2 separate regions of the Homo sapiens genome follow, and region 2 is linked to region 1. A link is a loop called in an ENCODE intact Hi-C map of the cell type or tissue named here. Cell type or tissue: K562. All regions are shown on one strand. Each heading gives the region's core, and the rest is flanking DNA. Links, peaks and the distances in the headings are about the cores only.

Region 1 (5,387 bases), core at 99-5,098:
TGGTCTGATCTCTTATCACCTTTGCACATAGTAAAAATTCTTCTGGTTCTTAGATATTTCTGGTATTTATGTTCCATCTACTTTTGTCTATTGAACTTTCTTATAGTTTCTTGAAAAGGTGTTATGCTTACATTCTTGTTTTAGCAGATGGGATATTGTTTGTTTTATATGTGATTTTGTTTTCTTTTGTGAAATGAAAATAATTTTCATCCAATCTTAATTTTAGATCTTAGAGACATCATAGGCAAACGTAGTCAAATGCATGTGGGCATGCGTGCATGCGGATTTGGAAAACTATAATAAGAAGTTAATTAGTAAACTAAGTTAAGATCAGTGAATTAGTGGCAGAGCCTTTTGCATTTTAAGACCAGTTTTCTTTCTAGTATATTTCAGTAAATTTTATCCAAATAGAAATGAACACCCATGTTGGATATAAAGTTGAATTGTGAGACTATGCAGATACAGCACTAGGTGATAAGTTACAGTGAAACAAGCAGTGTTTCAGTATTTCAGAAAGCGTTTCTTGCTACCAAGTGTTAATTATTATCTGCCATTTTTACAGACTTAGTTCAAATGCTTTCATATATATTAACTTAATGAGAAACATGTCTATCATTTTAATTTATTCGTTTCCCCCCCTTATTCCCCATCACTGTTTGTTTTGTTTTGGTTTTGGTTTTATTTGTTCTTGCAGTGTCTACCTGGGTAACAGTTGGGTGATGTCTTCATTGGGATCTTAACATGAACAAATACTTATGCATGTACCTGTTATGTACTTATGCATATATTCAAAAGTCATTAAGATACTGGTGATAGTGTTAGCTGTCTGTGGATCATTTGGGATAAGTAAACAGAATCTCCTCTACATTAAGCAAAAAAAGATATTACTCAATGCCATTTTTTTGGCCTACCTTATGACAGATAAAATTTTTAAGAAACCTAAGGCAAATGTGCTTTCAGGAGTACTTAGCTATAGGAAGTGATCATATTTTTAAGAACTCCAAGGTTCTTAAAAACCAAACAAGTTTTTCCCCTTTTCATGTGAGGGCTGGTTCTCTATTAGAGTTGGTCAGAAAGGCTGGGCGCGGTGGTGGCTCACGCCTGTAATCCCAGCACTTTGGGAGGCTGAGGTGGGTGGATCACGACGTCAGGAGATAAAGACCATCCTGGCTAACACAGTGAAACCCCGTCTCTACTAAAAATAAAAAAAAATTAGCTGGGTGTGGTGGCACGCACCTGTAGTCCCAGCTACTCGGGAGGCACTGAGGCAGAATTGCTTGAACCTGGGAGGCGGAGGTTGCAGTGAGCCGAGATCACGCCACTGCACTCCTGCCTGGGTGACAGAGTGAAACTCTGTCTCAAAAAAAAAAAAAATGTCAGACAGATCCGGATTTGAATTCCAGAGCTGGTACTTATTTATTTACTGTTTGACCTTGGGCAGATTAATTGAATCCCTGCAAATGAGAATAATGACACCTGTCTCATAGGATTCAAGATAGGTAGTGAATTAAAATATATTAAGATAATTTATGTAAAGTGCTTAGCAGAGTGCATGGCATAAGTGAATGCTCTTATTATGGATGTTGAGTTGATAAATTGCAATTTGCTCTCATTTTAAGTAATGGGCTTTTAAAATTTTGCTTTTATCCCCATTGGTTATATTCAAGTACATTTCTTTTTGAAATGAACATGACCATCAAACCTTAAAGAGCTGGTCTCTTACCAGCAATATTTTGTTCTCATTTGATTTGACGTTAGTTACCACAAAGAGAGATATAGTTATCTCAACATAAGAGAGGATGTTGGACTGGGTTTATATGTATATTTTCTTCTTTCCTGAAACCCTACTTCACAAGACATTAAAGGAGTTTAAATAACAAAAAGATAAAACCTACAAAGAAAAAGAGAGTGAAGAGGAGAGAGAACCGTGGATCAGATATAATAAAAAAATAGATGGGATGGTAGAGTGGGAACCTATTTAGCTGAGTGAGCCACTGCCTAACTGCGTACAGAGGGGGATACTGATAAGCAAGCCAGCCAGCCAGCATTCTTCACCTGCCTTCATCTTAGAATGCCTGCAGCTAGATTCGAACTCTTCTGTCTGGACTTCAGCAGGTCCTTTTCTAGAGAGCCTACTGCCATCACAGAAGGGACCTGCTGATAACCTGCAATTGTGGTTTCCCCAAGCAAAAAGTGAGCTCACCATCTGATCACTGTTCATTGAATTTACAGTTGAACATGACCCGTGCACACTAAGCCTCGTTTGGATGGCCTGTGTTCATTAGACAACAGAAAAGCTAAAAGGAATGAACTGAATAAAAGAACTCGGAAGAAATAGATGATACAGGCAATAGGAAAGAACTAAAAAACAAAACAGAAAACATGAATAGGTCTCAGATGATAAGACACTGGATTCACTAAACAAGAACAACATGCCTACAAAGGAAGCGAGAGAGAGAAGGAACAAATCGATAACAAGAAACGATGCTTGGAAATAATATGATAGCTGAAATAAAGTAGTGCATGAGAAGGCTGGAAGATGTAGTTCATTCTTCCAGCAAGTAAAAGAAAAATATAAAGAAATGTAAAGTAGAAGGGAAAATTAAGAAAGTTAGATGATCAACCCAGGAAGTACAAAATCTGCCTAAAGTTACAAAAAAGAGGACAAAAGGCATTGGAGGATAATAAATTATCAAAGTAATACTACAGGAAAATTTCCCTAGTAAATTATCAAAGTAATACTAGGGGAAAATTTCCCTGAACTACAAAACAAAACAAAACAAAAAACAGTAGTCTCTTGGTTGAATGAAAAAGAACCCATACTACTGAGTGAAATTTCAGACTATCTGGACAAGTCACTTAGCTATTTAATCGGTTATACCACGAGATACTTATGGAGGGTATTAGAACAATTAATGATAGTTTCATTAAAAGGTAAGCAAACAACTTTGGGAGGCCAAGGCAGGTGGATCACGAGGTGAGTTCAAGACCAGCCTGGCCAAGACGGTGAAACCCCATTTCTACTAAAATTAGCTGGGTGCGGTTGCAGGTGCCTGTAATCCCAGCTACTTGGGAGGCTGAGGCAGGAGAATCACCTGAACCCGGGTGGCAGAGGTTGCAGGGAGGCGAGATCGTGCCACTGCACTCCAGCCTGGGCAACAGAGTGAGACTGTCTCAAAAAAAAAAAAAAAAAAAAAAGTTAAGCAGACATTGTGTGTAAAATTTGTGACAGAATTTTTTTTTTTAAGCTAAGCAAGCCAGAAGCAATTCCAGTGCAAAGTGTGGTGTAAGAAAAATTAATTATAGTACAGTACTTGGCTCAATTGTAAACACTCTTCACATAGAGTTAATATAAACACTTGATTTTTGTATTTCAATTTTATATAGTAAATGTTTGGGGGGAATTATATGACTTGCTTTGAAACACAGTTGTTCACACAGTGATGTGAAGGAAACAACAGTGGACAAGGAAGACTCCCAGATCTGATTTTAGTTAGCTGTGGGACTTTGGCAAGTAATATCTTCCTAGGTACATTGTACATTGTATACATACAGTGTATAGAAACAATCCCAGATGGACCCATAGTGACAGAAATTTCTAGTGAAAAGTTTTTAACACCAATGATATTAACAATATCATTAATACTTGAAAGCTAGTTCAGATTAGTTTCTCCCCTCCTTTTTTTTTTTTTTTTTAACCTATTTTGTGCTTCAGTTTTCATACTTGGAATATGTGACTTAAACCAGATACTAATTTTAAATAGAAGGAGAAAAAAACTGTTTTCACTTCAGGTTTCTCACTGAGAGATGAGAACAACTAGTTCCTTCAATTTTGCTTTTAGCAATTTGGCCCTTGAAAAGGTCACTATAGATTTGCTTAGAGATTCTTTTTAAAAACATTTGGGGGTCTCCTGCAAACTTCTCATCTGTCAAAAGCTGCAAAATACATACTGAGTAGGAAAAGGTTAGTTACCTACTAAACCCTAAAGGACAGATACCGACAGCACCACACTTAAGATTGAATTGTAAATGCATTACCAGCAACTCACCTATTTATTTATGAATATTTCCAACACAAAATATCTTTCCTTTCTGTACTTTGACTTAGATAATTCTCTGCTTATAATACTAGCTGGTTTTGGTTTCTCTGTGGTGATCTATGGTGTGACTCTCATCTCCTCTGGAGAGAGCTCCTTATATAAGCTCTGTCACCTGAGGGCCACTGCTGGCATTCCAGTGAGTGAGCTAAGCTCTAGAAGCCAGACAAGTAGAATTATTTTTCCCACCGTAGAAGATACAGTACAAGTTCATGTATAGAAGAAGTTTATTATTTTCTCAAGTTTTGACCTAAGTATGAGAATTTGGAATCCAAAGTAGGCTATTCAGTTATTGAAGAGCAGATATTTTTCCAGTCTCTGCAGTATCTAAAACCTTGTTTCTCTTTCATTTGTCCCTTAACATATTAGAGATTTTTTTGTCATATTCTTAGAAACTAGACTTCCACAGGCAGTTTTATCAACTCAGATTACCACCCATGGGAAGGCTGAATTCAGCTTCTTTAACATGAATATCCAGGACCTGGACACTGTTAAGACTCCCATCTTGGCCAGGCATGGTGGCTCATGCCTGTAATCTCAGCACTTTAGGAGGCCAAGGTGGGTGGATTAGTTGAGGTCAGGAGTTCGAGACCAGCCTGACCAACATGGTGAAACCCATCTTTACTAAAAATACAAAAAATTAGATGGGCATGGTGGTGCATGCCTGTAATTCCAGCTACTCGGGAGGCTGAGACACGAGAATCGCTTGAACCCAGGAGGCGGAGGTTGCAGTGAGCTGAGATTGCACCACCGCACTCCAACCTGGGTGACGAATGACTCTTGTCTCAAAAAAAAAAACAAAAAACCTTTATTCAATAGAGAGTACAAAGGTGAACAAATGAGGACTTCTGAGCAGTGGCTGAGACAAGAAGTGAGAGTTTGCCAGAGGATCCCAGATTTGAAGGGAAGGTAAAATGTCATATACTGCTATAGAAGGTACTAGCAAATGAGTTCATGGCTTTAAAGTTCTTGGAACTGTGCCTGGTATCTTATAAGTACTCTTTATTACCCACTTTTACTTTTTAAATATTCAGCTGTTAATCTTTATTTTTTAATTTACCTTTGAGGTTCAGGGGGTACATGTGTAGGTTTATTATATAGGTAAACTGAGTCACAGATTACCTGCTGTACAGATAATTTCATCACCCAGGTAATAGGCATAGTAACCATTAGGTCGTTTTTTGATCCTCTCCCTCCTCCCACCCTCTACTCTCAGATGGGTCCTGGTATCTGTTGTTGCCTTCTTTGTGACCATGTGTACTCAATGTAGCTCCCACTTACAAGTGAGAA
Region 2 (5,387 bases), core at 101-5,100, 72 kb before region 1:
ATTTGTAGAGTGAAAGATGAGGGCATAGGACAAAACCCTTAAGAACTATTAATGTAATGTTAGTTTTTGAGCCTTTGGTATTTTGACTGGATTGTCTGAGAACCAGCAAAAAGGAGGGAATCAGGGCTGTTCTGATATAGGTATTTAGTAGAAACCCACCTAAATTATTTGATTCGAAGAGTAAAGTTCTCAAATGGTCTATCCTACCCAGCCTGTCACAGTATCTGACATTTATGCTGTTAGTTTCTCTACTTTGGCTTAAGGTGTTGTCTCTCTTGGAGTTTCCTGTTAAAGTGTTGTTATCCTTAGAGAACTAGAATATTAATCCCATTGTTGGTGATCGTGGTAGTGTTTTTAGGGTCACTAGCTTTTATTCTGGAATTCAGTGAAAGGATGGATGGGAATTTGAGAAAAATAAGATTTGAAAAACATGCCATTACTGAGGAGTTTAGGACCACAGAACCTGGACTTGCAGCATTGAGGTTGCCAAGCACCTGGATAAGGGGAGTGAGAACAAGTGAGAGCAAGAGAGAGGTTGGAAAAGGGGGACAGTGAGTTGGATAAGAAAGAGAAAATGTCACTAAAAAGGGAATAAGAGAACAAAGAACTAAATAAAGGAAAAATCTTGACAGTATTTTAGTTATAAATTAGGGTGACCATATAATTTATCATCGAAACTGGAACATATCAAGATAGAGAATGGCCATTAATAATTATGTTGTAGGCCTGGCGCAGTGGCTCACGCCTGTAATCCCAGCACTTTGGGAGGCCGAGGCGGGCGGATCATGAGGTCAGGAGATTGAGACCATCCTGGCTTACACATTGAAACCTGTCTCTACTAAAAATACAAAAAATTAGCCAGGCGTGGTGGCGGGTGCCTGTAGTCCCAGCTCCTCGGGAGGCTGAGGCAGGAGAATGGCGTGAACCTGGGAGGTGGAGCTTGCTGTGAGCCGAGATCGCGCCACTGCACTCCAGCCTGGGTGACAGAGCGAGACTCCGTCTCAAAAAAAAAAAAAAAAAATTATGTTTAAAAATTGGCATAAATTGTGACTATCACAAGCAAAGAAGGATGAATGGTCATTCTAGTTATAATGTGCATATTGCATAATAAAATAGTTTCCGTTTTTTAGCTATGATATGTCAAGCATTGTAATAAGTAAACACTTTATACATCTTACTACATTCTTACAATAATTCTCTGAGGTGGCATTGTCTTCGTTTTATAGTTAGTGAAACCAAATCTCAGGGAGGTAACCTCCCAACAATTCTCTGTGGCAGTCAGAATTGGAAACTATATTTATTTGACCATACACAAAATACACATAAACTCTTAAATACTGTATTGTACACTACCGTTGCTGTGGGTGTGTATATGTGTTTTAAAATGTCCTCTGAGACTGGCAAGGGTAGGGGGAAGAAGGAGAGAGGAGAGATGGGGTTAAAGGACACAAAATTACAACTAGATAGGAGGAATACGTTCTAGTGTTCTATGGCCCGGGAGGATGACTATAGTTAATAACATATAGCTTCAAATAGCTAAAAGGAGAATTATTGAATGTTCCCAACACAAAGAAATGATAAATGTTTGAAATGGTGGGTATGCCAATTACCCCGACCACTATACATTTTATTTACTGAAACATCACTATGTACCCCATAAATATGTAGAATTATATTTCAATTAAAAAATTTTAAAAGGGCTGGGTGCGGTGGCTCATGTCTGTAATCCCAGCACTTTGGGAGGCCGAGGCAGGCAGATCACGAGGTCAGGAGTTCGAGACCAGCCTGATCAACATGGTGATACCCTGTCTCTACTAAAAATATAAAAATTAGCCGGGCGTGGTGGCGCGTGCCTGTAATTCCAGCTACTCGGGAGGCTGAGGCAGGAGAATCACTTGAACCTGGGAGATGGAGGTTGCAGTGAGCCAAGATCACGCCACTGCACTCTAGTTTGGGAGACAGAGCAAGACTCCGTCTCAAAAAAAAAAAAAAATTAAAAAAGTTAAAAGTCCTCTGACTAAAAAACAACTCTGACTTGCTAATTGCTAGCATAATGTATCATCATAATATTAAGCCCCCTTCCCTTTCTGATACCCCTATTTTTTGAGGCATGGAGAGAGGGGAATAACCTGTCTGAAATCAGTACACTTAGTAAGTGGCAGAGCCAGATTTCAAACCCTGAAGACAGTTTGATAGCAGCACCTCCTTTTTCTTTTTTTATCTTATTTTATTTTATTTTGTTTTTGAGACAGGGTCTTACTCTCTTGCCCAGACTGCAATGCGGTGACGAGATCTTGGCTCACTGCAACCTCTGCCTCCCCGGCTCAAGCGATTCTCCTGCCTCAGCCTCCTAAGTAGCTGGGATTACAGGCACGCGCCACTACTGCCCGGCTAAGTTTTGGTTGCTTTTTTTTTTTGAGACGGAGTTTTGCTTTTGTTGCCCAGGCTGGAGTGCAATGGTGCGATGTCAGCTCACTGCAACCTCCGCCTCCCGGGTTCAAGAGATTCTCCTGCCTCAGCCTCCCCAGTAGCTGGGATTATAGGCATGCACCACCACGCCTGGCTATTTTTGTATTTTTAGTAGAAACAGGGTTTCTCCATGTTGGTGAGGCTGGTCACGAACTCCCGACCTCGGGTGATCCGCCTGCCTCGGCCTCCCAAAGTGCCAGGATTACAGGTGTGAGCCACCGTGCCCAGCCTAATTTTTGTGTTTTTAATAGAGACGGGGGTTTCACCATGTTGGCCGGGCTGGTCTTGAACTCCTGACCTCAAGTGATCCACCCACCTCAGCCTCCCGAAGTTCTGGGATTACAGGCCTGAGCCACCGTGTCCAACCAGCACCTCTTTTCTTAACTGCTATTCTATACTGCCTCCTTCAGCCATATTCTTTGTCTGGACATGTTTTCATTTCTCTTAGGAGTGGGTTTGTTGGGGAGCATGGTAAATGTATATATACCTTTATAAGAAAGTTGCGAAATTATTTACAAAGTGGTTGTATCATTATGACTTACCAGGAGTAGTCCGTTTTTGTTGCCTCATGACTCTTTTTTTTTTTTTTAAGACAAGCAGATTCTGAAATTCCAGCAATTAGAAATAGCTTCTTTCCCCTTTAACGTTTTTGCCTCATTTACACCTACCCTCACCTGTACCCACTTCTGTAACTCAACTACATCTTACACTTTTATGGTCTTGGAATGTTAACAGCACCAGCAAATAATAGCAAGAATCAAACAAAAATGTGTTGAGTCTTAGTGTCGCCACTGGCTACATTATTGCCCAGATGACTTTTCACTTAAACTGTTTAAGTGAATGATTATATGCATTTCTTTACAGTGTATTCACAGAGGAAATAAATGACAGTGATTTATTGCAGTGCTAATAGACATTGTACTAATTAAGTGATTTTAAGTCAAGTTTCTTTACCTTTCTGGGCCTGTAAAGTGAGGAAATTGAACTAGATTTCTTACAGGTCTATATTTGTCCCTGACAGATCTGTATTTCTTTGAGAAGAAGAAAGGAATTGGTATTTGACATTAAATGATCATGCATAAAAATGGGACATATATTTAAGTACTTATTTTTCATTCAATGTCAGAGTGATTTAATAGGGTCAAGGCCTGATAATTTAAGCTACTGTTTCTTGAGGAAAAGTGGAAAGTACTCAAAATGTTACTGGAAGACCTATGCCTTTGGCTTCTTGTAGTTTATCAGCTGAAATTTAAGACTTTTGAATTGTAGTGGATTGGGCACTTAAAAATCGATTTTATTTTTAACTTATAAGAAGATCTGAGGTTTGGAAGGAATCTTAAATAAAGTTTGTCTAAATCATCTATCAGTAGGACTTTTGAATCATGATCCTAACATCCTGACCTCTGATAACAGATACCCTAAGGCAGGACATTCCACTTTTAGGCAGCAGTGACAACAGAAAGATGTACTAATAGGTAGAACATACAGCCTGTACTCATTCATTGGAGTTGTGCCATTTGGGATGATGCAAAACTAGCATAATTTTTCTTTGTGACTGCCCTAAAAGTATTTAGACACAGCATGGATAACTTAATTTCTTTAAAAATGCATTCTTGTCTTCATAGCAATATGATGGAACTGAGACTGATTATCTTGGAGACTAGAAATCTCTGCATAGAGATGGAGTGTACACTTTGGCTTCTGTCTAAAATAATTTTCTTTTTTTTTTTTGGGACAGTCTTGCTCTCTTGCCCAGGCTGGAGTGCAGTGGCATGATCACAGCTCACTGCAACCTTGACCTTCCCGGCCCAAGGAATCCTTGCACCTCAGCCTTCCAAGTAGCTGGGACCACAGGCATGCACCACCATGCCAGGCTAATTTATTATTATTTTTAATTTTTAAATTTTGTATTTTTTGTAGAAATGGGGTCTCTCTACATTGCCCAGGCTTGTCTTGAACTCCTGGGCCCAAACAATCCTCCCGCCCTGGCCTCCCAAAGTGCTGGCATTACAGGCATGAGACACTGTACCCGGCCTAAAATAAAACTTAATGGTTAAATTTAGCTAAGGAAATAATTCATTTTTCTCCGTCTCTTCAGTATAAATGACAGGTAGATAGGGATAGAGGTGGCATTTAATATGATACAAAAAGCACCAAGGCATACCAGTGCTTAGCAGTTAGATTGGATCTGTTTTCATGACTTTTTCATGAATTCTAAGCAGAATATGAAGTCCATTTTAGTAACGGTATCCACATGACACTCATTGAATGATTATAGTAAAATGTCTTTTTGGTCAACAATGAAATGACAGTATTTTAAATCTAATTTCTACCAAATTTAATGGAGGACTGAGGTACTCTGGACTATAATTGAATTAACAATGTTGAAATCCACCACATTTCCTTTTTCCCATGCCAAATTATATTATACTAGGTTAGTTAGAGTACTGTTTTTGGCATATGCTTTCTTTGTGATTAGTAATCGTGTTTCTGATCCTTAGCATTGAGATATACTTTTGGAAGAGCTATTTTCTGAAGAGAAAGATTGTGGCCATAATTTTCAAATTTAATGCATTAAAAGGATCTTGCTTTTCATTTTAACCAGGCTTGCTACCAGTTATTAATATTTAAACATAAAATTAAATGCATATATTTCAAGTGTTCAGCTTGATAAATTTTGGCATGTGTATATTCCTGTGAAATCATAACCACACTGAAGATACTGGAAATATACCCCAAAAGTTTCTTCTCAGCCCTTTGTAGGCCCTCCTTTTGCCCACCCACCCACATTCCTAGGAGATTAGCTGATCTGCTTTTCCACCACTAGAGATTAGTTTCTATTTTCTAGAATTTTGTATAAATTATACAGTATATACTCTTTGTGTGGCTTCTTTGACTCAGCATAATTATTTTGAGAT

Evidence for each region. Hi-C counts contacts between places; a loop is a spot of excess contacts. Peaks named below come from ENCODE experiments on the same cell type or tissue, not always from the same donor. Only the 100,000 strongest peaks of a DNase experiment are listed, where the experiment ranks them.
Region 2: it touches region 1 in a loop (2.3-fold over the local background); 3 of 110 quality-filtered maps call a loop at or near these places.

Annotation. Positions count from the first base shown.
Region 1 is chr5:131,371,353-131,376,739 of GRCh38, forward strand. All of the region lies in intron 3 of CDC42SE2 (CDC42 small effector 2), which reads left to right. Among named protein-coding and RNA genes, the nearest start is that of CDC42SE2, 110 kb to the left of the region's middle. RefSeq lists a silencer at 4,207-4,256. In K562, for the core only: no CTCF peak of the experiment used is centred there; a DNase peak (open chromatin) is centred at 2,089.
Region 2 is chr5:131,299,780-131,305,166 of GRCh38, forward strand. All of the region lies in intron 1 of CDC42SE2 (CDC42 small effector 2), which reads left to right. Among named protein-coding and RNA genes, the nearest start is that of CDC42SE2, 38 kb to the left of the region's middle. In K562, for the core only: no CTCF peak of the experiment used is centred there; no DNase peak of the experiment used is centred there.